2 separate regions of the Homo sapiens genome follow, and region 2 is linked to region 1. Evidence: chromatin loops called from intact Hi-C (ENCODE). Cell type or tissue: A673. All regions are shown on one strand. Each heading gives the region's core, and the rest is flanking DNA. Links, peaks and the distances in the headings are about the cores only. Region 1 has its middle 370 kb from the start of LINC02479. Region 2 overlaps LINC01256 (long intergenic non-protein coding RNA 1256).

The links. A loop is a pair of places that touch in the nucleus more often than their neighbours do. Peaks named below come from ENCODE experiments on the same cell type or tissue, not always from the same donor. Only the 100,000 strongest peaks of a DNase experiment are listed, where the experiment ranks them.
Region 2: it touches region 1 in a loop (4-fold over the local background); 3 of 110 quality-filtered maps call a loop at or near these places.

The regions. Positions count from the first base shown.
Region 1 is chr4:130,740,597-130,753,801 of GRCh38, forward strand. No RefSeq gene overlaps it. Among named protein-coding and RNA genes, the nearest start is that of LINC02479, 370 kb to the left of the region's middle. In A673, for the core only: CTCF peaks have their summits at 7,435 (motif pointing right) and 10,732 (motif pointing right); no DNase peak of the experiment used is centred there.
Region 2 is chr4:132,635,404-132,648,608 of GRCh38, forward strand. LINC01256 (long intergenic non-protein coding RNA 1256) reads left to right here. Exons shown (of 4, transcript NR_126401.1): 2 at 9,305-9,439. Among named protein-coding and RNA genes, the nearest start is that of LINC01256, 51 kb to the left of the region's middle. In A673, for the core only: CTCF peaks have their summits at 7,000 (motif pointing left) and 7,201; a DNase peak (open chromatin) is centred at 6,978.

The DNA.
Region 1 (13,205 bases), core at 3,183-11,182:
TGAGGATTGTGTTGATCAATAAATATGATATTTTTCAATGTATTTACATTTTCTTTAATCTTTAACACAGGTATTTTATAGTTTTCTGTATATGGATCATGCACTTTTTTTGTTAAATTTCTCCCTACACATTTTAACTTATAAATGGTATTGTGAATGAAATAGTTTATTTGTGTATGGGTGGGTGGGTGGGTGAGTGTGTGTGCACACTTGCTGTGGAACTGATTATTTTGTTTCTGTATAATGACTTTTTTTATTTTAATGAGAACATTTGGCATAAGATATTCAATTTTAATAAATTTTAAGTTTTTTTTACTACTGGTGTATTTAAGTAATTTTTACTACTGGTGTAATGTTGTACAATAGCAGATCTCTAGAGTTAATATATCTTACTTAACTGAAAATTTATGACAATTTACTACCAATTTTCTGTTTGTCCCTCCACCCTCAACCTCTGGTAATTACCATTCTTCTTCTCTTGGATTCTATAAATTTGATGATTTTGGATATTCACAGGAGTGAGATCACGCAGTATTTGTCATTCAGTGACCGGCTTATTTTACTTAGCGTAATGCCCTCAAGATTCATTGATGCTGCTGCACATTGAGGACTTTCCTTCTTTGTTTGTAAGTCTAAATAGTATTCCATCGTATGTATATACCACATCTTTTTTACTCCATTCTTCTGTCTATGGACAATGAAGGTTGTTTCACATCTTGGCTATTATGAATAGTATGGCAATTAACCTAGAAGTGCTAATATATCTTCCAGATTCTAATTTTAATTCTTTTAGATAAATACTTAGAAGTAGAATTGCTGGATCGTATGGTAGCTCTATTTTTAATTTTAAAAGGAATATCCATACTGCTATTACCACCAACATTGTACAAGAGTTCTAATTTCTCTATATTATTGCCCACACATGATTTTTTCTTTTTTTAATTCAATTTTTATTTTTAGATACATGGATACATGTGCAGGTTTCTTACACTGGTATATTCTATAGTGAGCATAGTACCCAGTATATAGTTTTTCAACCCACATCTCCTTTTCTCTCTCTCCCAAAGTAGTCTGCAGTGTCTATTGTTCCCATGTTTATGTCCATGTGTACCCAATGTTTGGCTCCCACTTATAAGTGAGAACATATGATATTTGGATTTCTGCCCTGCATTAATTTGCTTAGAATTATGGCCTCCAACTCCATCCATGTTCTCCAAAGGATATGATTTAATTCTTTTATATGGCCGTGTAGTATTCCATACTGTGTATGTTCCATATTTTCTTTATCAATCAACCATTGATGGGCACCTAGGTTGATTCCATGTCTTTCCCATTGTAAATAGTGCTGTGATGGACATGTCTAGGTACCTTTTGGTAGAATGCTTAATTTTCTTTTAGCTATATACCCAGTAATGGGATTGCTGTGTCAAATGGTAGTTCTGTTTTAAGGTTTTTTGAGAACTCTCCAAACTGCTTTCCATAGTGGCTGAACAATTTTACGATCCCACCAATATTTTATAACCATTCTCTTATCTGCAGCCTTGCCAACATCTATAGTTTTTTCACTTAAAACTGGCCACTCTGACTGGTGTGAGATGGTATTTCATTGTGGTTTTGATTTGCATTTCTCTGATGATGAATGATGTTGAACATTTTTCAACATGTTTCTTGTCCCCTTGTACGTCTTCTTTTGAGAAGTCTCTATCCATGTTCTTTGTCCACTTTTTAATAAAGGTTATTTGTTTTCTTCCTTTTTGAATTGTTTAAGTTCCTTATAGATTCTGGATATTAGACTTTTGTCAGATGCATAGTGATATGATTTGGCCCTGTGTTCCCACCCAAATCTCACCTTGAATTATAATAATACCCATGTGTCAAGGGCAAGACCAGGTGGAGGTAATTGAATCAGGGGGGCAGTTTCCCCTCTGCTGTTCTCATGATAGTGAGTGAGTTCTCACAAGATCTGATGGTTTTATATTCCATCTGGCATTTCCTCTGCTTACTGGCACTCATTATCTCTCCTGCTGCCCTGTGAAGAGGTGCCTTATGTCATGATTGTAAGTTTCCTGAGGGGTCTCCAGCCATGCAGGACTGTGAATCAATTAAACCTCTTTTCTTTATAAATTACCCAATCTTGGGTATTTCTTCATAGCAGTGTGAAAATGGATTAATACAGTAAATTGGTACCACAGAGAGTGGGGTGCTGCTATAAAGATACCCCATAATGTGAAAGTGACTTTGGAACTGGGTAATAGGCAGAGGTTGGAACAGTATAGAGGACACAGAAGAAGACAGAAAGATATGGGATAGTTGAAACTTCTAGATACTTGTTGAATGGTTTTGACCAAAATGGGGATAGTGATATTGACAATGAAGTCCAGGCTGAGGTGGTCTCAGAGGGAGATGAGAAACTTGTTGGGAGTAAAGGTCACTCTTTGTTTTAGCAAAGACACTGGTAGCTTTTTGCCCCTGCCCTAGATATCTGTGGAACTTTGAAATTGAGAGAGATGATTTAGGGTATCTGGTAGAAGAAAATTCCAAGCAGCAAGACATTCAAGAGATGACTTGGGTGCTCTTAAAAGCTTTCAGTTTTATAAATTCACAAAGATGTGGAATGGAATTGGAACTTATGTTTAAGATGAAAGTTATTTTGGTAACCTTATAATATAGCTTAAAGTCGGGTAGTGCGGTGTCTCCAGCTTTGTTCTGTTTATTTAGGATTGCTTTGTCTATTAAGGCTCATATTTGTTTCCATATGAATTTTAAAATACTTTTTTCTAATTCTTTGAAGAATGATGTTGATAGTGTGATAGGAAAAGCATTGGATTTCTCAAATACTTTAGGTAGTAGGGTCATTTTAATGATATTGACTCTTCCAATCCATGCACATGGAATGTTTTTCCATTTATTTTGGCAGTATTTTGTAGTTCTTCTTGTAGATCTTTCACCTCCTTTGTTAGCTGTATTCCTAGGTATTTCATTTTCATTTTGACCAAAAATTGTAATAGGATTGTGTTTTCAATTTGACTTTCAGCCTGGACATTATTAGTGCATAGAAATGCTACTGATTTTTGTACATTGATTTGGTGTCCTGAAACCTTGGTAAAATCATTTATCATTTCTAGTAGCCTTTGGTGGAGATTTTAGGATTTTCTAACTATAGAATCATCATCAGTGAAGAGAGGTAGTTTGATCTTTTCCTACTTGGATGTCTTTTATTTATTTATCTTGCATGATTTCTCTGGCTAGGACTTTCAGTACTATGTTGAATAGAAGTGGCAAGTGTGGGTATCCTTGTCTTTCTCCATTTCTCAAGGAAAATGGTTCCAGCTTTTGCCCATTTCATGTGATATTGGCTATATTTTTGTCATAGATGATTCTTATTATTGGAGGTATACTCCTTCAATGCCTAGTCTCTTGAGGGTTTTTATTAAGAAGGGATGTTGGACTTTATCAAAGGCTTTATCTGTGACTGTGGAGATTATCATATGGTTTTTGCTTTTAATTCTGTTCATGTGTTGAATCACATTTATTGATTTGCATATGTTGGACCATTAGACCAGTAATAAAGTGTATTTAATTATGGTGAATTAATTTTTTGATGTGCTGCCAGCTTTGGTTTGCTATAATTCAGTGAGAATTTTTTCATCTATGTTCACCAGGGATATTGGCCTGAAGTCTTCTTTTTTTATCATGTCTCTGCCAGATTTTGGTATTAGACTGATGCTGGCTTCATAGAATGAGTTAGGGAGGAGTCTCTCCTCTTCTGTTTTTTGGAATAGTTTCAGTAAGATTGATACCAGTTCTTTTTTATATGTCCAATAGAATTTGCCTGTGAATTCACCTGGTCCAGAGCTTTCGTGGTTGGCAGATTTTTTAAATTACTGATTATATTGAAGGACTTAAACATGGCCTATTTAGGGATTCAGTCTCTTCTTTATTCAGTGTTGAGAGACTGTGTGTCTCCAGGAATGTATCCCTTTCTTCTAGATTCTCAAATTTGTGTTCACGGTGTTGTTCACATTATCTCTATGTGGCTCTTTTGCATTTCTGTGGGATCAGCTGTGATGTTATCTTTGTAATTTAAAATTGTATTTACTTATTCTCTTTTTTGTTAATCTAGCTAGCAGTCTATCAACCTTGTTAATTTTTTGAAGAAACAACTCTTGGTTTCATTTCTTTTTTAATGGAATATTCATCTCAGTTTTAAGTTCTTCTCTAATTTTAGTTACTTAATTGCTTATGCTAGCTTTGGGGTTGGTTTATTCTTTTTTTTTTTCTAGTTACTCTCCTTCTCTTTTGGGAATTCCAGGTGTCATAAATACAGTCTCATTACAAAATTCCATAATTCTTGGTGCTTTTCTGTATTTTTTAAAGTTATTTTCTCTTAATTTTGTCTGACTAGGTTGATTCAAAGAACCAGTCTTATTAGGCTCAGAGAAATTACATGGGTCAGGTGGTCACTGGCAAATTTAGGCTTGGAGGCTATGGAAATACTTGATGGTTTCCTTTTTAGAAAAGATTTTCAAACCAGGATAAGTCAGCTGTGCCTTAGAGATGGTCAGATAGGTAGATAGATAGATAGATAGATAGATAGATAGATAGATAGACAGATACACACATACATACATACATACATGACAGACAAATCAACAGAAAAATCAATAGATCAATATATCAATAGAAAAATCTATTTCCAGTTTAAATGAAAGTTAAAAATTTCAAATATTCGCAGCTCAGTTTTTAACTTTTTTCTCTCATAACCCAATAAATTCATGTGGCCTTAAATCTTTATGATATTGTCTGATTTTGAAAGTGATTTGAAAGATTTTTAAATTAATTCTTGACTTTTAAGTGAAAAAACAAACGTTTTTCTTCACTATACCATAAACTTAGTATTTGCAAATAATACAAACAAAAATATTTTCACACATAGCAGAAAACCCTCTTCAGATTCCTGTTCTGCAATGTAACATTATTGTTATTACTTAATTTCTGGCTGATTTTTATAATACATACATAGAAACATTTTATTTTTATATAACTAAAAATAAATTAAGTACATGAGTACTTGAAAAAATTCAATGACAATCAGACTAAAGTTATTTACTTCCATAATAATTAATCAAAATATTTCCCAGTTGATCAAATTTTTATCCTAGTACTATTATTATTATTTATTTGCAGAATAATGTTTAATTCATTTTTTTTAAATTCTAGAGGATATGAAAAACCTTGAGAGCCACTGTCATGCTATTGTTCACTACTGTAGTCATACCCCTGAACAGATATAAAGTATACTTGGTTCTTGAACAACACAAATTTGAGCTGTCCTTTCCATTTACACGAGGATTTTCTTCTGCCTTTGCTACCCCTGAGACAGCAAGGCTAACCCCTCTTCATCATCCGCCTCCTCAGCCTAGGCAAGATGAAGAAGATAAGGGTGAAGACCTTTATGATAATCTACTTTCATTTAGTAATAGTAAATATATTTCCTCTTCCTTATGATTCTCTAATTTTTTCTTCTAGCATACTTCATATTATGAATACAATGTGTAAGACGTTCAACATACAAAATATGTGTTAATCAACTGTTTATGGTTGATTATGACTTCTGGACAACAGTAGACTATTAGTACTTCAGGCTTGGGAGAGTCAAAAGTTACACATGAATTTTTTTACTGTACAGCAAGTTAGTCCCCCTTAACGCCAATGTTGTTCGAACATCAACTGTACTTATTCTTAAGTGTGGATGTACAGGTCTAACCCATCACAGAAACATAGTGAAAACAGGAATCTTAGAAGCAGACTGACATACATGTAGAACCGGGAAGTGGAATTTTTGGCTTGAATTCAAGAACCAGCTTTACTTCTCATGGAATTCTGAGAGAATCATTCAAATGTTATGTCATGCTTCTCTTATCTATAAAATAGCATAATAAAAATGTGTCTTGACTACATAATGAAATTAGAGAATCAAATTGTGTGTTTGTTTATATATTAAAATATTTGCTTAATTATGACAGCATATGTACTATACATTTTTTACTAGCTTCCGATAAAGTGAAATAAGTCTTTATAAACTTCCCTTTAGTTCTTTGAATGTTAAATCCCCAATGCTACTCATTCCAATTTAATGTCACTTAAGGTCAAATTTATGTATAAATGAATGTATAAACTTAGTAAGCATGTTTAACCCAAATTCAAAAGATAAAGAATAGGCAGTAAGATAAGCTAATGAAGTACAGATTTGGGAGTACACAAACTTTTCTATTCTGCCCTTTAAATGGCAGTTTGATCAATATGTTTAGAAATAATTTTTGTGGATTTTTACATTGCTTTTTAAATATTTTGCATACAAATTGCATTTATGCAATAAAAATAAAATATTTTAGCTTTCAGATTTAGCATATATTCTGCACTCCATACTTAACTACTCACCTCCCCACCTCCAACACTAACACTTGGACCTAAATATAGCAGTACTTTCCACTTTACAAAATAAATAATTTAGATTAGACTACGTCTGTAATGTGCCATAATTATATTCTTTCTGAATGACCTCAAGGCTGCTTTCCACCACTTAATTAAATTCTATACAGTGGCACTAAAAATGTACAGAGAAAGATAACTTACTAGAGTGAGTTCCTCATTTATTGCCTTTCTTGGGACACACTACTCATCTCTATTTTTTCAATAAAATAAGAGCCTCAATGTCATGTGTGAAGGAAAGAAGCAGCTCAGGCTTGAGGAAAACCAACAGTCAGCCTCTGTTTTGCTAAATTTTCAGAAGGGTTATCCTGACTTAAAGTAGTTGCAATCACAAAACAAAATATTTCTAATTTTACTTGGGCATAGCAAGATAGCTAACGCTCTCATATAAAGCATCTGGATGGCCTGAATCCAAGTAAAAGGCTGACATTTCTTTCTCTCTTTGAAATATTTTCTGTGTCCTAGGTTCTCTTTTTCTTCTTTGACCCTATCTTTTCTTTTTCCAGCAAATTTTATATTTACATGAAGAATTACTGCCTGGCCTTCCCTATGAAATTTTATATTGATATATTGATATTAATAATATCAGGTTTAACAGTGAATTTTTTTTAAAGTTAATAATTCTGTAGGCACAAATTCAATTTCATAAATGAATATAACCTTAAAAATTATTCCTCAAAATAGACAGTTATCAAGTTTGCCTTTTTTGTTTCTTAAACACTATGAGTAAAGCCTGATCTTTTATCTACTCTTAGTTTTGAAGGTAGTAATTCAGCAACACTATGAAATTATCAAACAATGGCAATGTGAATTTTTGTGGGGTATGTGGACAAACTTAATGACGATTTAGGTAAAGCCTGGGCCTTTTTTTTTTGGTTTTGTTACATCAAAAATATACTTTAAATGTAAAATATATCTTGAGTACAGTTTGGGACTGAATGTTATCCAATAGATGGCACTATACTCTTTGAAATACATTACCTAATGTTACCAGTTTCTCTGTCAAATGACAGAATAGGCATTTTTAGTTTTCTGAAACAGAAAGTTGTCTTAAAGGAATCATCAAAACTTGAGCTATTTCTAATAGTCTTTGGTATGTTCTAATTAAAAACAATCATAGATTTAATCTGTAGAGTTAAAGTCATTATCACTAACCATCCTTAAAATAGTTTAACAGAAAGGAGCATAGATTATTTTATCAAACAAAGTATTTCTGAAAAACAGGATAATGCAAACGTCAGTAAATTAAACATTAACATTAGAACCATTGTGTATATGTACATATGAAACATAATTTAAGAATATGTGTAAATATTAGAATATCCGAATAAGTATAAAACAAGATTTTTTATTTTTGTTATTTGAAAATTATAGTAATAAAATAATGTGCATTATATGTGTGATACATATGATTTTATAATGTTTGTTAAATCTGACTCAAGCATGGTTATTGAGGTTATGTATATTCACACAGAAAAATCACTTGAATAAAAAAGAATATGTACTTTCTTACTTATTGACTTGAATAAAACTTAAAATGTGAATTGAAATTTTTGAAACTTATTTAGAGATCCATAATTTAAAAATTACAACAGGTGATACAAAATATTAAGATTATGTTTACATTAAACCGATTTCTCTATTTATTGTTGAAACATTACTGTGTAGTATTTGGAATAAAAGATTTAAATTAACTTATTAAAATAAACCATAGGAAGAACGATTGTTACAATTTTAACATATTTTATTTGCTTTGCCCTTCCTATCCCAGACCTACACATTCAGGTGTTTTATAATCTTTCTGCCACGTCTTCTGATTTTCCAGATAAGCAGTAGACTAAAATTAAAGTTCCTCATCTAATCGCATAGCAAAGTTCTATAATTGTTAATCAAAATTAAAATAATTATCAAACATAATTTTCAGCATTTTGTTTTTATCATATGAAAAAACCCAGAGTGTTCTGAGAGAAAAGCAATCATATGTTGAATCATATAACAAAGTATTATTTCATATAACATATAACAAAGTTATATATGATATCTATGTCATATATAACAAAGTATTATTAATCACATAACAAGGTATTATTGGTTGCTCAGGGAGAAAAAAATGAAACAGGAAATCATATATTAATCATATAACAGTCAAAGTATAACTGATTCCTCAGAAAGAAAAAATATGGAAATATTTGGAGTTTGTATTCCTTATATACATCAACTGAAAATTATAGGAGATGTCATTTTAACCATATAAAAAATGCTTCTGATTCAAGACCACAAAATGATGAGAAATGAAGAACACAGTAAACAACAAGATCATAGATCTTTGAAATGTAAGTATAGCTATAGCTAACATGCTAATCATATCTTTGGAAAATATAATATGTATGAGTACTAAATAAGAAATCTATAAAGTAGTAAAAAATGAAATAAAATTTTGTTAGTGATGTAAAACTAAAAATATTAAATTATCTCAGGCACTCATAAGGATATCAGTAGAAACAGGAATAAAGAGTAACCTAAATCTCTTATTAGTAAAAGGTGAGGGGAAGAAAGAGGACAAAAGTCAGCATGGTCAAGATATTATTTTAGTTGAGTAGAAGATTTAAGGAGAAAGTGATTATTATGGTGGCAAAACGAAGTGGTTAGCTTTTTTAAAATAAAATAAGAGACTGCCTCTAATTATGAGTATGTCAATAAGATAAGCATTAATTGTATAGACTACATAGAATTATTTTTAAATAAGCAAGGTGACAAATTGGAATGAATAGCAACATAATAAAACTTAAAAGAGAATAATAAATGTGACTATTTAATAGAAAGAATAATTAAAATGAGTAGAATATAGTCAAGTCCATCAATCATTACAAAAAATGGGAATAGGTGGAATTTTTCAGATAGTGATAATATGAAAGTATCAGTAATTTTCTTACGGAAAACACATTTAAGGAAATAAAGTTTCAAAACATATTGAAAGAAATGTTAGGCAAATGAATATAGAAAGAAAAAGCAGGCATGAAAATATCGAAAGGATTTTTTAGGTAAGAAAGGCCACTTGTAATACACACACACACACACACACACACGCATACACACACACACACATTCATTTCATAAAGTTCTAGCCTCAGAGAGAGATTAAATAGGCTACGCTGTTAAAAATTTTGATGTTATTAGTACCTTCACACTTTCACATCCCATTAATATAATTTTTTTCACTTTCTCAAATAATATTTGAATAGCTTAAATAGACAAAATCTGAATAAAATGAATGAAAATGGTCACATTATATATTACATTCTTTGGATATAACAATAAAATTTGAAGTAAAAAATTAAAAGTCAAATGCAGATAATTTGGCTATGTACAGTTAGCTATAATTAAGAATCAGAACCTTAAATAATATTTCTATTAAAAAGAATATGAAAATTATAAACTTCACTTTAATATTACAGTGAAAAATATATTTAATAAAAGAATAAATACTAAAAGCTTTATCAAAAAAGAAAAAGAAAAAACTAGCATAACATTAAAAGCCTCAAATATTTAAATAGAAACAGGCACAAATAATAAAATTAGGAATGATTTTTATAATTTGAGGATAGGCCAGGCACGGTCACTCACGCCTGTAATCCCAGCACTTTGGGAGGCCAAGGTGGGCAGATCACGAGGTCAGGAGGTTGAGACCATCCTGGCCAACATGGTGAAAACCCGTCTCTACTAAAATACAAAAAATTAGCCGGGCGTGGTGGCACGTGCCTGTAATCCCAGCTATTTGGGAGGCTGAGGCAGGGGAATCACTTGAACCCGGAAGGTGGAGGTTGCAGTGAGCTGAGATCGCGGCACTGCACTCCAGCCTGAAGACAGAGCTCCGTCTCAAAAAAAAAGAAGTTTGAGAATAAATACTCACAAATGAAATTAGAAGTGATTTATAATAAAGTGTTAATATAAATAATCACTTAAATAAATAACTATAATGAATGATCAAACAATAATTTTGAAATTAGAGAAAAAATAATATATACAGGAGCTGGTTTCTTACAAAGACAATGTGATAGTTATTTTTGTATGTCAACTAGGCTAGGCCACAATACCCGGATATTTGGTCAAACATTATTCTAGATGTTTCTGTGAATATATTTTTTAGATGAGATTAACACTGAAAGATCAGTAGACTTTGCATATAGATTAATCTCTAAAATGTGTTGAAGTTTACTCTTCGTGATAAGTTGAAGGTCTAAATAGAAAGAGACAGAAGTCCCCAGAAGAAGAGAGAACTTTGCCAGCAGATGGCATTTGAATCTGAACATCAAGAACTGCTTTTCCCTGGACCACTTTGCATATTTTGGACTTGCCAGCCTCCATAATCACATGAGACAATTCCTTAAAATAAATGTCTCTCTATACATATATGCATCATTTTTGCTACCTTTTACTGAGAACCCCAACTAATACAAATTTTGATACTGGGAGTGGTTCTAGAGGAACTGAATTTTAAGTATTGATTTGTAAATTGGCTGTGGAGTTTCTGCAATTGGTTCTCCAATTCAATTAGATTTAAAAAACATTAATCTATTTCTAGTAGTAAAGAGTGCACTGACAGTCCATGGTATAATGCAGCAATACAGATATGCAAAATACCACCACTGGATACTGCTAATCAGACACATATAAGAGGCAAGGTTCTGAGTGATCATGTCTATGAGGGTCTGGGTGACAATGTTCATGATATCTTTGAACATTTCCTCAAAATAATGCTTATAATCAGTTGTGCTTGTTGTTCCTAATGTCACTGGACAAACAGGAAGGAACAGCGTGAGATCAAGTATTCAAATTCCCAAGCCCATTTGCTGCAAAAAATAACCTGAAAGCTTCTATGTCTGCCTGAAAAAGATTCTTATCTCCTGTGGCCTCAGAACTGAGACAGATAAAAACCAAATGCAGAGTCTCATAATGCAAGTGGTTAAATAACAATGCAGGTAGAATTCCCAACCTCTCAGGGAGCTGTCTATTAAAATAAGGGCATTGATTGGGAAGAATTGCATTTCTGAAAATTTGAATGGAGACATATGAGAAGATACTGATGAAGGTCAAGACTGAACCATTTAATCCTGATGAGTATTCTGTGCCAGTAGAAGCATCATCTCCACCTCCTTCTGAGAACATTTGCTCTTTATTTCTAAAGAAACTTTTATGGCGTCCCTTGAGGCAGTTGCCTTGGAAGACACTGATGATTTTTTCATGACCCACCCTCAACAACCCTCTTTATTTTAGACCTATAACTAGACATAAGTCCCAGAAGCCCCTAAAGGTGGGGTACAAGGTGTGAACCATGAGGAAGTATGCTATGCTCCAAAATAACTTCTTTATTTTAATAATATATGTAGAGAAAAATCCAGAGAATGCATATGTGAATGAATATTAACAGTGTGGGATACTGATGGAAGGAACATAAAGGTAGAATTTCTTTGGGCTCACTTAGAAGATATTCTGCATTTAATGGTATAGGAGAGGGAATTAGTTTGTTTGGTTCATTGGCTGAAACAAACCAAAAGTGGTCCACAGTAAATAAACTTGAAATGTCAGAACTCCCTTGGTAAACTATAGAGGAAGAGATTCAAAGGCTTTGGGAGATTGAAATATTAGAGTTATTTGTCATTTAAAACCTATTAACTCACCCCAGGAGAGTCCAGAGGATGCACCTTTTACTTAAATGGTGAGAAATAATTTTTTCAGTGGAACCCTGTCATCCTTGAAGAGTTCTGTGATTGTTCTTCTCTGTAGAGCAGAACTTAGGGTGGGAATTGCAGCCACTGAAGCGGGATATCTACATTCAGTGAGAGTAATTAAATCCCAGGGTGTGGGGGTGGTCTTGTGGTAGTTCTTAAGTGCCAAAGGCAGAGTGGACCTGGTTACCATAATGAACAGCAGAGTCAAAGCAACCATCAGAATAGTCTAATTTGTACAGACCTATGGCTTTGGCTGGTTGATCATTATGTTCCTAGAGGATAAATAGATAGCCTACTAAACTCTTATTTGATTTGTATAAGGAGAAATTTCTAGGTCAAGTGAAAAAAGTCTGATTTCAATTATAAAAACAAAAAGTCATGGCCCCTCATCCAATTTTCTAACGTGGGCCAACTTGCAGACTCAGAAACTCCTAAATGAAGGGGAGGCTTGTCGTCTTGAGGAAGGGCCCTAGCATACTGTCAATAATCAATACTGTTAATTATTTTCCCAGACTTCTGCAAAGGGACCTACAGCCTTTTATCAGAATTACTGCACAGGAGAAAAGGAAGTAACCAGACATTTTGGGAATTACTGCACACTGGCTCTGAACTGACACAAATTCCAGGAAACCCAAAATGTCACTCTGGCCACCAATCAGAGTAAGAGCTTATGGAGGTCAGGTGAGCCATGGAGTTTTCGATCATGTCTGTCTCATAGTTGGTCCCTGAATCCACCCTGTGGTCATTTCTCCGGTAGCAGGTGCATAATTGGAAAAGACAAAGTTAGCACCTGGCAGAGTCTCCATTTAGGACCATGACTTGTGCTACTATGGTAGAAAAGAGCAACTGGGAAGCCATTATCACTGCCATTACTTCTTTTTCATTAAATTGTAAACTAAAGGCAATAACACATCCCTGGAGGAATTATAGAGATTAGTGCCACTATCAAGGACTTAAAAGAAAAAAAAGCAGAAGTAGTAATCT
Region 2 (13,205 bases), core at 3,106-11,105, 1.9 Mb after region 1:
GCAGCTGGTACCGGTTGTTCCTCTCCATGTTTAGTGCTTCCTTCAGGAGCTCTTGTAAGGCAGGGCTGGTGGTGACAAAATCTCTCAGCATTTGCTTGTCTGTAAAGTATTTTATTTCTCCTTCACTTATGAAGCTTAGTTTGGCTGGATATGAAATTCTGGGTTGAAAATTCTTTTCTTTAAGAATGTTGAATATTGGCCCCCTCTCTCTTCTGGCTTGTAGGGTTTCTGCCAAGAGATCCGCTGTTAGTGTGATGCGCTTCCCTTTGAGGGTAACCCGACCTTTCTCTCTGGCTGCCCTTAACATTTTTTCCTTCATTTCAACTTTGGTGAATCTGACAATTATGTGTCTTGGAGTTGCTCTTCTCGAGGAGTATCTTTGTGGCGTTCTCTGTATTTCCTGAATCTGAACGTTGGCCTGCCTTGCTAGATTGGGGAAGTTCTCCTGGATAATATCCTGCAGAGTGTTTTCCAACTTGGTTCCATTCTCCCCATCACTTTCAGGTACACCAATCAGACGTAGATTTGGTCTTTTCACATAGTCCCATATTTCTTGGAGGCTTTGCTCATTTCTTTTTATTCTTTTTTCTCTAGACTTCCCTTCTCGCTTCATTTCATTCATTTCATCTTCCATTGCTGATACCCTTTCTTCCAGTTGATCGCGTCGGCTCCTGAGGCTTCTGCATTCTTCACGTAGTTCTCGAGCCTTGGTTTTCAGCTCCATCAGCTCCTTTAAGCACTTCTCTGTATTGGTTATTCTAGTTATACATTCTTCTAAATTTTTTTCAAAGTTTTCAACTTCTTTGCCTTTAGTTTGAATGTCCTCCCGTAGCTCAGAGTAATTTGATCGTCTGAAGCCTTCTTCTCTCAGCTCGTCAAAGTCATTCTCCATCCAGCTTTGTTCCGTTGCTGCTGAGGAACTGCGTTCCTTTGGAGGAGGAGAGACGCTCTGCTTTTTAGAGTTTCCAGTTTTTCTGTTCTGTTTTTTCCCCATCTTTGTGGTTTTATCTACTTTTGGTGTTTGATGATGGTGATGTACAGATGGGTTTTTGGTGTGGATGTCCTTTCTGTTTGTTAGTTTTCCTTCTAACAGAGAGGACCCTCAGCTGCAGGTCTGTTGGAGTACCCTGCCGTGTTAGGTGTCAGTGTGCCCCTGCTGGGGGGTGCCTCCCAGTTAGGCTGCTCAGGGGTCAGGGGTCAGGGACCCATTTGAGGAGGCAGTCTGCCTGTTCTCAGATCTCCAGCTGCGTGCTGGGAGAACCACTGCTCTCTTCAAAGCTGTCAGATAGGGACATTTAAGTCTGCAGAGGTTACTGCTGTCTTTTTGTTTGTCTGTGCCCTGCCCCCAGAGGTGGAGCCTACAGAGGCAGGCAGGCCTCCTTGAGCTGTGGTGGGTTCCACCCAGTTCGAGCTTCCCGGCTGCTTTGTTTACCTAATCAAGCCTGGGCAATGGTGGGCGCCCCTCCCCCACCCTCGCTGCAGCCTTGCAGTTTGATCTCAGACTGCTGTGCTAGCAATCAGTGAGACTCCATGGGCGTAGGACCCTCCGAGCCAGGTGCGGGATATAATCTGGTGGTGCACCGTTTTTTAAGCCCGTCGGAAAAGCGCAGTATTCGGGTGGGAGTGACCCGATTTTCCAGGTGCCGTCCGTCACCCCTTTCTTTGACTCAGAAAGGGAACTCCCTGACCCCTTGCGCTTCCCAAGTGAGGCAATGCCTCGCCCTGCTTCGGCTCGTGCATGGTGTGCGCACCCACTGACCTGCGCCCACTGTCTGGCACTCCCTAGTGAGATGAACCCGGTACCTCAGATGGAAATGCAGAAATCACCCGTCTTCTGCGTCACTCACGCTGGGAGCTGTAGACCGGAGCTATTCCTATTCGGCCATCTTGGCTCCTCCCCCAGATCTGATGGTTTTATAAGGGGCTTCCCCCTTCACTTGGCACTCATTTTCTCTCCTGCCACCTTCTGAAGATGTGCCTTTTGACATGATTGTAAATTTCCTGAGCCCACCCTCAAGCCATGCAGAACTGTGAGTTAATTAGACCTCTTTTCTTTATAAATTACCCAGTCTTGGGTATTTCTTCATAGCAGTTTCAAAACAGACTAATACACCCTTCTTGTAAGGTAATGAGTGAGCTCTCCCTCTGAGTTCAGGCAAGATCTGATTACTTAAAGGAATGTGGCACCTCCTCTATCTCTTTTTTGCTTCCTCTGTCTTGCTTTCTCTCTTGCTTTGGAACATGCCTGCTCACCCTTTGCCTTCCACCATGATTGTAAGCTTCCTGGGCCCTCAACAGAAGCAGATGCCGACACTAAGCTTCCTGTATGGCCTGCAGAGCCAATAGTCAAAATAAGCTTTTTTTCTTTATAAATTAACTCGTCTCAGGTATTTCTTTATAGCAGTGCAAATAGACTAACACAAGAGTATTTCAATGTCATCTAGTTTTCCATTGTTTCTAGTGAGAAATCAGTGGATATTTGAATCTTTTTTTAATATAATTTGTCATATTTCTCTCAGGACATTATTTTCAGTTTTCAGAAATTTGTGATATAGTTATGCTTTTATTAAAACATTTAGTTGTTTTTAATTTTGTTTCAAACTGAATGATCTTGAATTTAAAAATTCATGTTTATCACTACGTTTCTGAAATGCATTTCATATTTCTTCAGATGTTATTTCTGCAGCCATTTGTTTTCCTCTTTTTCTATGTATCATTTAAATGTGTATTATAACTTTTGTATTGATCCACAGGTTTCATAAGTTCTATTCATTTTGTTAAATCTATTTTCTCCCCCTTTTTCAGAATTGGATATTTTCTAATGATCAATTTGTATATATACTGTTTCTTTGATAATTTTTAATATGTTGTTAAGCCCATATAGTGATTATTTTAAGGCCAGATATTTTATTTTTCAGATTTAAAATTTTAGCTTTAATATATTTTTTATTTATCCACTCAGATTTCCTATCTTTACATTTATTATGAGCCTATTTTTTCTTTGTATTCTAGTGTATAGTAATAATAATCATTTTAAAACTGTTAATTTCATCTTTTGAGACAACTTCAGCTTTTTCTCTATTGATTTTTTTTAAATTTGGATCATTTATTCTTATTTATTTATATATGAGTAATTTTGGAGTGTAACCTGGACATTGTGGAACATACATACTGGAGGCTCTGAATTCTGTTTTGTTTTTCTGAAGATGATTTCCTTTTCTCCCAATTAAACAGCTGAACTCAGTCTGGAAGATCTGTATCCTCTCCAGTGAGCAGCATCTGAATTCTAGCTTCAATTATTTTAGCCTGAAATGGTCTTTTTGGCATCTGCTTTACAGGTGCATGGTCAATAGATCTACCAGAGATATGAATTGAGTTTACACACAGTATTTGGTACTACTCTTTTCTGTGCCTCTCCTTTCTTGAATATCACCCCTTCAATTTCTTATGGGTCAGGAATTCAAACTCTGTCCTCTGGTTCATCCAGTTAACAAGACTACACACTGAAGAAATAAACTGTAGCTTTACCACAAGACGAAGTGTGGTGCTTGACTGTGTCCTCAAGCAGAACGCTTGTAAAATGTGAAACTTAACCAATGCATATACATTGCTGAAAGTTTTGCTATCCCTTTAATATCTGCCTAAGTTTTGTCTTTCTGATTTTTTAAAGATAATTTTCAAAGATATTACAAGTCCTTTCTAAAAGATTTGGTCTGATATCAGCTACTTAGCCATTATTGGAAGGAAAACTACTTAAGTCAAGTTTTAAACATGTTTGTAAATGATGAGTTGAAATTGTGCATGTAATAGTTTTTAGTATTGCTTTTACTTGCATCCTAACTAGAATTATCATATAACCCCTGTGATGGTTAATACTGAGTGTCAACTTGGTTAGATTGAAGGATGCAAAGTATTGATCCTGGGTTTGTCTGTGAGGGTGTTGCCAAAGGAAATTAACATTTGAGTCAGTGGGGTGGGAAGGGCAGACCAACACTTAATCTGGGTGGGCAACATCTAATCAGCTGCCAGCTCATCCAGGATATAAAGCAGGCAGAAAAACTTGAAAAGGTAGACTGGCTTAGTCTCCCAGCCTACATTTCTTTCCCATGCTGGATGCTTCCTGCCCTCGAACATTGCACTCCAAGTTCTTCAGCTTTAGGACTCAGACTGGCTTCCTCTCTCTTCAGCTTGCAGACTGCCTATTGTGGGACCTTGTGATCATGTGAGTTAATACTCCTTATTAAGCTCCTCTTTTTATATACAACTATCCTATTAGTTCTGTCCCTCTAGAGAACCCTGACTAATACAATCCCTTCCTCCTACCTTAGACCTTTAAAAATAAATTTAAAATAGAAAATTAAGTCAGGATACTATTTAAATTGGGCAACACAACAAAGTTTATGGGAAAAGACTGTATTTTGACCGCATGTGTTTACTGAAACTAAGCTCTCAGTTTTGGATAGTTTCTTGAATCTCTCGACAAGGTGTGCATTTTAACATTTTCATCAGTGTCTCAGTGTCTTTGTTTCTTTTCACAAATAACTTATTATTGTCTTTGTTCTATTAGTTGCCTAGGACTGCTATCACAAAGTACTACAAATTGAGTGGCTTAAAACAACAGAAATACATTCTCTGTTAGTTCCAGAGTCTAGATATCTGAAACCAATGAGTTAGCAGTGCCACGCTGACTCTGAGATTCTGGGTTAAATTGTTTTTAGCCTCTTCCTAGCTTCTGATGGTGGCCATTAATCCTTGGCATTCATTCGCTTGCAGCTGCGTCATTCCAATATCTGCCTCTTCCATCATGTGGTCTTCTCCTTGTGTGTCTCTGTCTTCATATGGCATTGTCTTCTTTTAAAGAAACCAGTCATATTGGATTAGGGCTCACCTTACTCTAGTATTACCTTATGCTAATTAATTACATTTGTAATGACCCTATTCCTAAATAAATTTGCATTCATGTGTACTGAGAATTAGGACTTCACATCTTTTTTGTGGAGAGCACATTTGAATGTGTAACATTGTCTTTGCACAAAAAAAATGTTATATGTAGCACTCACAAACCCCTTTATCCCCTTGTGAGACATTCTCAACTCACATATAACTAAACAGATAGAAGTGAAAAGGTCAAAATAACTTCTGTCCGAACAGAGACCTCATTTTAGCCTCTCAAACTGAACCTCCCATTAAAAAGCTTCTGGCCTAGTCTAAACATACAAATTAAAGGTATTGCAGCACTCTTCCCAATACCCAAGGTATGGAATCACTTTAAGTGGTCATCAATGGTTGAATGCATAAAGAAAATGTATATACACAATATAATATTATTCAGTCATAAAAAGAATGAAATCCTGCCATTTGCAGCAACATGGGTAGAAGTGGAGAAAATTATGTGAAATTCAATAAGCCAGACACAGAAAGACAAATATCAAGTGTTCTCACTCATATGTGGGAGCTGAAAAAAATGATCTCATAAAGGTAGCAAATACAATAGTGCTTACCAGAGGCTAGGAAGTGTATTAAGAAGGGGATAAAGAGCAGTTGGTTAATGGATACAAAAACACAATTAGACAGAGGGGATAAGACTGAGTGTTTGGTAGCATAATAGGGAGACTATAGTTTACAAAATTTATTACGTATTTTAAAATAGCTAGAAGAGAAGATACGGAATTTTTCCAACACAAAGGCATGATAAATATTTGACGTGATGAATATCCCAATTACCTGGATTTGATAATTATACATCATATGCTAGTATCAAAATATCACATGTACCCTATACATCTGTTCAATCATTAGGTGTGAATAAAAAATTAAAAGAATAAATAAAACAGGCATAGAGAGACTATGTGACTTATCTAGAAACAGAGAAATCATTAACAGCACTGGGATCATAATTTAGGAATTTTGAATTTAGCAAAGTTTAAATCGAAATCCACAGGAAGTGATGAACTTAAGGTCTAATCTGTATTGTTTTGATATCTGAGATCCAGGGAAATGGGATGCAATGTCAGTCATAATTTTGGCTGTGGCTGTCCACTAAAAACACTTTATTTGAGCTGGGGGAAAAAAGCAGCATTATAAATCTGAATCACTTTCCTAATTCATGCATAAGCCCAGTCATACTCCATGTACTTATAGTAAAGCTAAACTAAATTTTAAAGTTTACAGCAGGATTCCATAAGCAAAAACATTTCGAGTAAAAAGTCAAGAAATTAAGTCAGAATGCCTTGTACTTAAATTGAGAAACACAACCTAGGTTATAGAACAAGTCTATACCAAAACAAATCAAGCCCATATCTGTTTTTTTTCCATTGTTAGTGAACCTGAAGAAAATGCTGGAATATATTTATTCCATTCGAGAACAACCAGAAGAGATAAGAACTGTTAGGTGAAATAAATCTCTCTAGATTTATAAGGTAAAACTTGATCACTGGTTTTTGATGGCTAACATTCACCTACTCTTTTCTTTATAGATAGTTTCTTGAATCTCTAATCAAAGAGAGCTCTTAATCTTTGCTTTCCTCAATATTTAACAACTTTTGAAAATTAAACTATGCACTTTACATTAGGTGATAATCCCCAAGATAAGGTCCTGTCACTTTAAGAAGCAGATATTTCAGTTCCCAAACCAGACAAAGATATTTAAAAGATGCACAGAGCAACGCAAAAATTGTCAGAAGATATTTTCCAACTGACTACATTTCTGAAGCCTTATTATTCCTTGTTTAATTGCCTGGTGCATGGCTTTTTCTCAGTGCATCATATTTTGGCTTTACCCTTCCAGTTTTACATACCGCCCTCTAGTCTTGACTAATGGCTTGACTTGCCTCTTGGGAGTAACTTCTCTCTTGACTCAAACACAGTCTTTGTCACATAAACTACTTTTCTAATCGTTGACCACAACTTGCCACTGCAGTAACTGTCCTTTCTGAAGGCTTTCTGAGGGGTACCTTTTGCTCAACCAGCCAGCTGCTCTGTTACCCTTTGCTTCCCTCCTCTGGCAATATCTAGTCATTGCAGTCGCCTTCTCAAGTTTTATTTGAGTTCTTACACATTAGAGTTCGTTTCTGACAAAGTTTATCCATTCCTTCAAGAAATATTTATTATCAGTCAATTACTAGACAGACAGATTGTGAGGACAAAGAGTTATACAAATTAATTTTCTTTCTTGGTCATTGCTGATCTTTGAGTGGTAAAAAAAAATCCAATAATGACTTGTTTATCATTAGCATTGCCTTCCTGGACCCTCATTATCTGTATTTCCTTAATTGCCTGGGGTAGTTATTTAGGACGTATTTTGGATAATATTATATTATAATTATTACTTTTTAATAAATTATCTTATTTATTTATTCTTTCACCTCTCACTCAATATTAATTTATAAAAATCTTATGCATTAGGGCCAAAACATTGGTGATACAATATGAACACAAGAGATCTCTAGCATAAAATTTAGCATGAAGTCTGGCAGAAACCCAGCTATTAAGATCAGTAATTAAAATAAATTTATCTTGGAAAAAATTCAGAGTAAATTAGAAATATAAAAGAAGGAACATTTGAAGTATATAAAAAGTATTTATTTTCAAATATATACTTTCCGTATAATGAGAACATTATGCCAAAACTTCCACTAGTGTTTGCACATGCTAACATAATCATCTTTTTTTATGCTTTTATGTTTATGCTTTCTTTTTTGTGGGGGATCTACACATTGCCCAATTCATAGAATTATAGTATATACTTTTGAAAGTAATAAAATTACATGCAATTATTTTATGTTATATATTTTCTATTAATATATATTTTAATATTATACTGAGTTGAAAATACTGGTAATTTTTTTCAAAAATATTAAATAAGTAACAGGATCATAGGCTCTGTTCTAGATACTGTCAGAGCCACACAGAACATTCAAAACAGCAATGTAGAGATACTCCTTCACTTTTTACAGGAAAGGAAAACCATTTCAGTCAAGTTTAAGGGATTTCCTTAAGACTAAATTTCTAAAAAGTGGAAGAAATGACCTTTCAGTTGAGTTTCTGCTCTATTTCCTCTTCTTTTTCACTATACTAGGAAATGAAGATGATGACAGTATTTATTTATATGTAGCAGAATTATTCCTACATGGATTCTTGAAATTACTCTTACAATTATGCAATATTTTAAAAATGAAACACCTCCCTTCTTTCATATTTCCACTTTAATTTCATAAGGGTTAAATGTTCAGCCTACCCTTAATCTGTGGTGAATTCTGTGATGCACCACCCAAATCCACCTTCAATGGAGGATTTAGGTCTATTGCTGCAAACATCTTCAGCTTCCTTCCACGAAGTGTCTCTGAAGAGAAATTGCTGTGGGTTGAAGAGAGTCACCTCTTCAAAGCCATGCTCCTTCTCAGGGCAACCTGCATCCAACAACTAATCAATTCTTGACCATTTCAACTCATATTGAAACAATACTGAAGAAAAAGTCTAGTTCCATAACTCCCTGGGTGTCTGACAGTTCTGCCATTGAAGCTGCTTGCCGTATGACCTCTCCGTCTGTCCAAGCTGCTTCCTTTCTCTCTTTTCCATGGATATTAATTCCAAGGAAGGGTTTCCTTAATTAATAACCAGCATGCTAAGCTCCATCTCAAATGAGCTGGCTTTCAGTGGTAGCAAACCTACCACTGTTAGTTAGTAGCAGATGAGGGCCAAGAAAGTAGAAACTAAGACAAAAAATTAAAGCAGAAGCATTCATCCCCCAGCTAGCAATTAGGACCTAATCCCCGGTGGTGGTCCTATTTATTTTTTTATTTTTTTACCAGTAGTGAATTGGGATGCTTTATCTACGGAAAAGATTATATTAGCTTATGTGTTATATTAGGTGTTTGATAATTCTGGGGAACATAGTAACTACAAAAATATGAAATTCAGTTGCTATCACTAACTCAATTGATATTCTAGAGCATTGTAACTAGAAGTTGAGAGAGGAAGAATAATTAAAAATTTGAAAGATAAGTGCAAACAACAGAAGGTCTCCTTTGCGACATACAGAAACGTGTCACCTCTTTGTGGGAGGGCAGAGGAAACATGAAAACCAGATTAATGACTTAATTGGCAGAGTATCAAAGCTGGTTGGTGATGCCAAAGCCAGAACCAGATTTGGGGAAGAATTTAATTGTGACACATAGTTGGGATGTCTGAGTTGGTGTGCCATAAAACCTTGAATCCTCAGATTTCCCTAAACTTCCCTAGACTAGACTACAAAAGTAGCCAAATTTTCCTTACATACTAATCTTCTCTCATTTGTTTTATGTAGAGACTTTGCTTCTCCATGACCACGTATTTCAACACTCAATATGTCCTAGCTCCCTCTCTGCTACTGTGTCCACAACCAAGCTTAAATCATAAACTAAATAAGCTGAGGATGTTCTGAATCTGATATGAGAAGAAAGTAAGTATACCCAAAGTTACCGCAATTCATAGCCTGTAGGTATAGGCAAGAGCTGGGGGTGAACATGTGGAGTTGAATTCTGAAGGTGCTAGCTAATAGGAACATAAACTTGGATGAGGAAGTCTATAGTGATTGTGAGCACTCTCTTAGAATACTGGATTTAACATCCTGGCAATTACCCCAGGAGATGGTATAAACATGCTAGTAGAATGCCTCCTAAGATGATGGCAATGGCTCCACGAGTGAGGTGTATGTGCCAAAATTGCCAGCTCTACAATAGAATAAGTGATTAAATGGCTCAAAGAAGTGAGCATGCTAATATTTATATATTTATATATTTGGCTGGAAGTCTCACCAGATATTTATGCCTTATAAAAATATTCGGAGCATACATTATTTAACAAGGACATAAGAAATGTTCAGATGAGTGCATCACTCACATTACCAGAAAGGTCAGTGGTGACTCTCCATATTGCCATGGGATTGATTGTTGAAGAGATCATTGCAGAAGTATGTTCTCTTTTAGCAGGACAGGTGATAGTGCGCCACAAAATAGAGTGCAGGTGGCAGTGCTAAATCGGAAGCAAAATGGATGCAAAATACTGTTAACATAAAAGGAAGGAGACTGATTAAGACAGCTGTGAAAATGGTTTAAAGAACATAGCATCCTAGGAGCACATTAAGTGGGCAGGAAAATAGGGCAATACTTAATTTACACTATCAAAAGAAATCACAGGTATATGATTAGGAGGCTGAAGAATGCTGCAATATCATAATAAGTGTGCATGATTTGCTCAGTTCTTCTCTAAAGGACATATAGGTATTTATTTGGTTAATTGTGTAGTGAAGAAATGGAAATGCCCAAATACTTCAAGAGCAGTTGGATACAGGGTCCAAGTTCACATTGATATCAGAGGACCAAAGCATTATTATACATCATCTGCTGTAATTGGGAAATGTTCAGTCAAATGATAAATGGAGTCCTGGCCAAGCAGATCACAGGAGGACCAATAGAGCAATGGACCTATCGGTCATGGATTATTAATGGTTATTTTTCTGGTCTCTAAATAAATAATAGGTAGAGATGTACTTGGTAGCTGGCAAGACCATGATATTATAATCTTGTTTAGTGGGGTAAGATATAATAGAAAAAAATAAGTGAAAGCCCCTAAGATTAAATTTCCTCCAGGGTCCAAAAGCTAGGGTGAGGTGTTTCTCAGAGTCTCACAGATACAGTGCATGAGATTCATCTGCCTTGGACAGCTGTTCTGAGCTTTGAGGGACTGGCTCACCATGAATCTTAGACTTTATTATTGCTTGGTGCCAGTCTGTGAGAAATAAAGTTGCTTCTACGAACTTGTAGTATAAGTGTTCTGTCTCACTGGACTTGTGCAAGTAATAGAAATAGCAACTCAAGATGCCATGGACCCAAATGGTAATCAGTGCACAGTGAACCTCTTTGCATATAACAGATGACATGAAATGCTACCTGTTTTGAGTGCAGCCAAGAACACAAAAGGGCTCTGAGTCATATTAAGACAGTGGTTACAGAAATTTTGTCCCTTAGGCCTCATGACTCAGCAGACCATTTAGTATTAGAGGTATCAGTGGTTGAAAGGGATACTGTCTTAGCGAGTTTGGGCTGCAATAAGAAAAATATCATAGGCTAGATGACATAAACAACAAACATAATTTCTCACAGTTCTTGAGGCTGGGAAGTCCAAGAAATGTTGCCAGTATATCTGATATCTCAAGCATGCCTACTTCCTGGATTGCAGACAGCCATGTTCTTACTGCATGACAGAGAGCATAGAAAGGGAGAAGCAAACTCACTTTTGTATTCTTTTGAAGATACTAATCCCATAATCAGGCTTCACTTTCACGACCTAATTAATTTCCAATGGCTTCATCTCCAAATACGCTTGCATTGAGAATTAGGGTTTTAACATTTGATTTTTTAATTTTAATTTTTAATTTCCAGGGTACATGTGCAGGATGTACATTTGATTTTGACACAACATTCAGTCCATAGCAGATAATTTTTATAAATTCTGATAATGGTAGAATTATAACATAGATGCTTAGCATTCCAGAATAAGGTTATGCCATCAGCAGGAAATTCTATACCTCAAAACTAATTTCTGGCGTTTTTTTGGGCCATGGTAGACATGGAGCACCTAATTATCACCACTAACTGACCATATGGCTACAACTGCCCATCATGAACTGAGTTATGTCAGATCCATCAGTCATAAAGAGAGGTGACTAAAACAACAATCCATCATTAAAAAGAAGTGATGCATTCTGGATCAAGCACATGCAGAATCAGGGACCACAAACAAGTTATACAGGCAGACTCCCAAGTTGACCACCATTATTTCATTTGCCCCCCCTCTCCCTCAGCTTACACTTACTTTATAACAATATGCAGGAACCTATGTGGCCAGCTGATGGAGGATAAAAAGTCCACACTTTGCCTATAGGTGGGTAGAATATCTGTGTGTGCATATAAGTTAAAAAGTGAATGGAAATTCTCTACATATTTACTCAGTAGTAACCTTGAGAGGCACTGGCAACAGAAAATTTCCTTTGTGTGCAGAGCACCTAGTCATCCACTTTGTGTAAAAAGAGACATAGCTCAAGGTTATAATTTATACTTACTTGTAGATATTGGAAAATGGCTTAGTTCCTTGGTTAGGAGACAAGAAGTTAAAAAAGAAGGAAGAGCAGATAATTCACAGGAAACTCCTGTTTAGTGAATTAATGTATGAGAGTGGGAGCAATGAGAAGATTTTTATATCACATTATTGAAGTCCACCAGTGAGCCTCTATCATGGAAAACGTATTCAACAAACCAAGTAGATAAAGTGACTCAACCAGTTGACATCGGCCAGATTCTCATTGACTATCCCACTGCCTAGCCAAAGTAGAGGCTCAGAATGGATCCTGAAACATTGGTTCTGACTTATCAAAGTTCATGTAACTCCTTCTGCTATCAAAAGGCCAACCTGCCAGCAACAAAACCATTGTTCTGTCCTTGTTATGGGATTGTTATTTGATCACATTAAATTGCTACTTAGGGAAATTTAGAATGTGGACATCCAACATGGTTCTGGAAACCAAACAGTTGAAGCAGGAGTGGGCCTCATTACCTTTATTCTCAAAAAGCCACACAGGAAATAGAATTCTAGGCTTGACATGTTTAGAGGTCTTAGTTTCCTAAAGGGGAATACTTCCACCAGGTCCAGAGGACCCGGGAAAAATTCCTTTGAATTATATGGTAAGAGTGACACTTTTCACTATGGGATACTTGTGTCAAATGATCACCAGGGAAGAAAAGTTAAGATAATTGACATCTTGGAAGAGATAAATTGCCATGATCATCAGTAGGTGTTAGGGCTGCTGTCATGCATGGGTTCAAGAAAGAATATTTATTAAGCAGAGGTGATTCATTTGGGTACCTATGGTCATACTCCTGCTGTATTTTGACACTAAATGGACAGGTGCAGCCATTCTGGCCTGAGTAAGGTATGGTGACCATGGGCTCAGATGCTAGGAGTTAAAATCTAGGTCACACTACATGGTAAGCCATTGAGACCAATGAAGCTAACAGTTGAGGAGAAGGAAGAATTTAAATGGATAATAGAGAAGAGAAGTGATGACTGTTAGTTGTAGCCAGCTACAGAAGAAGTTCCTGGATTTTAATCCATTAATTTTCTTCTCATAAGATTCCTCCAAGCAGAGAATCCACTAGAAATACAGAGAA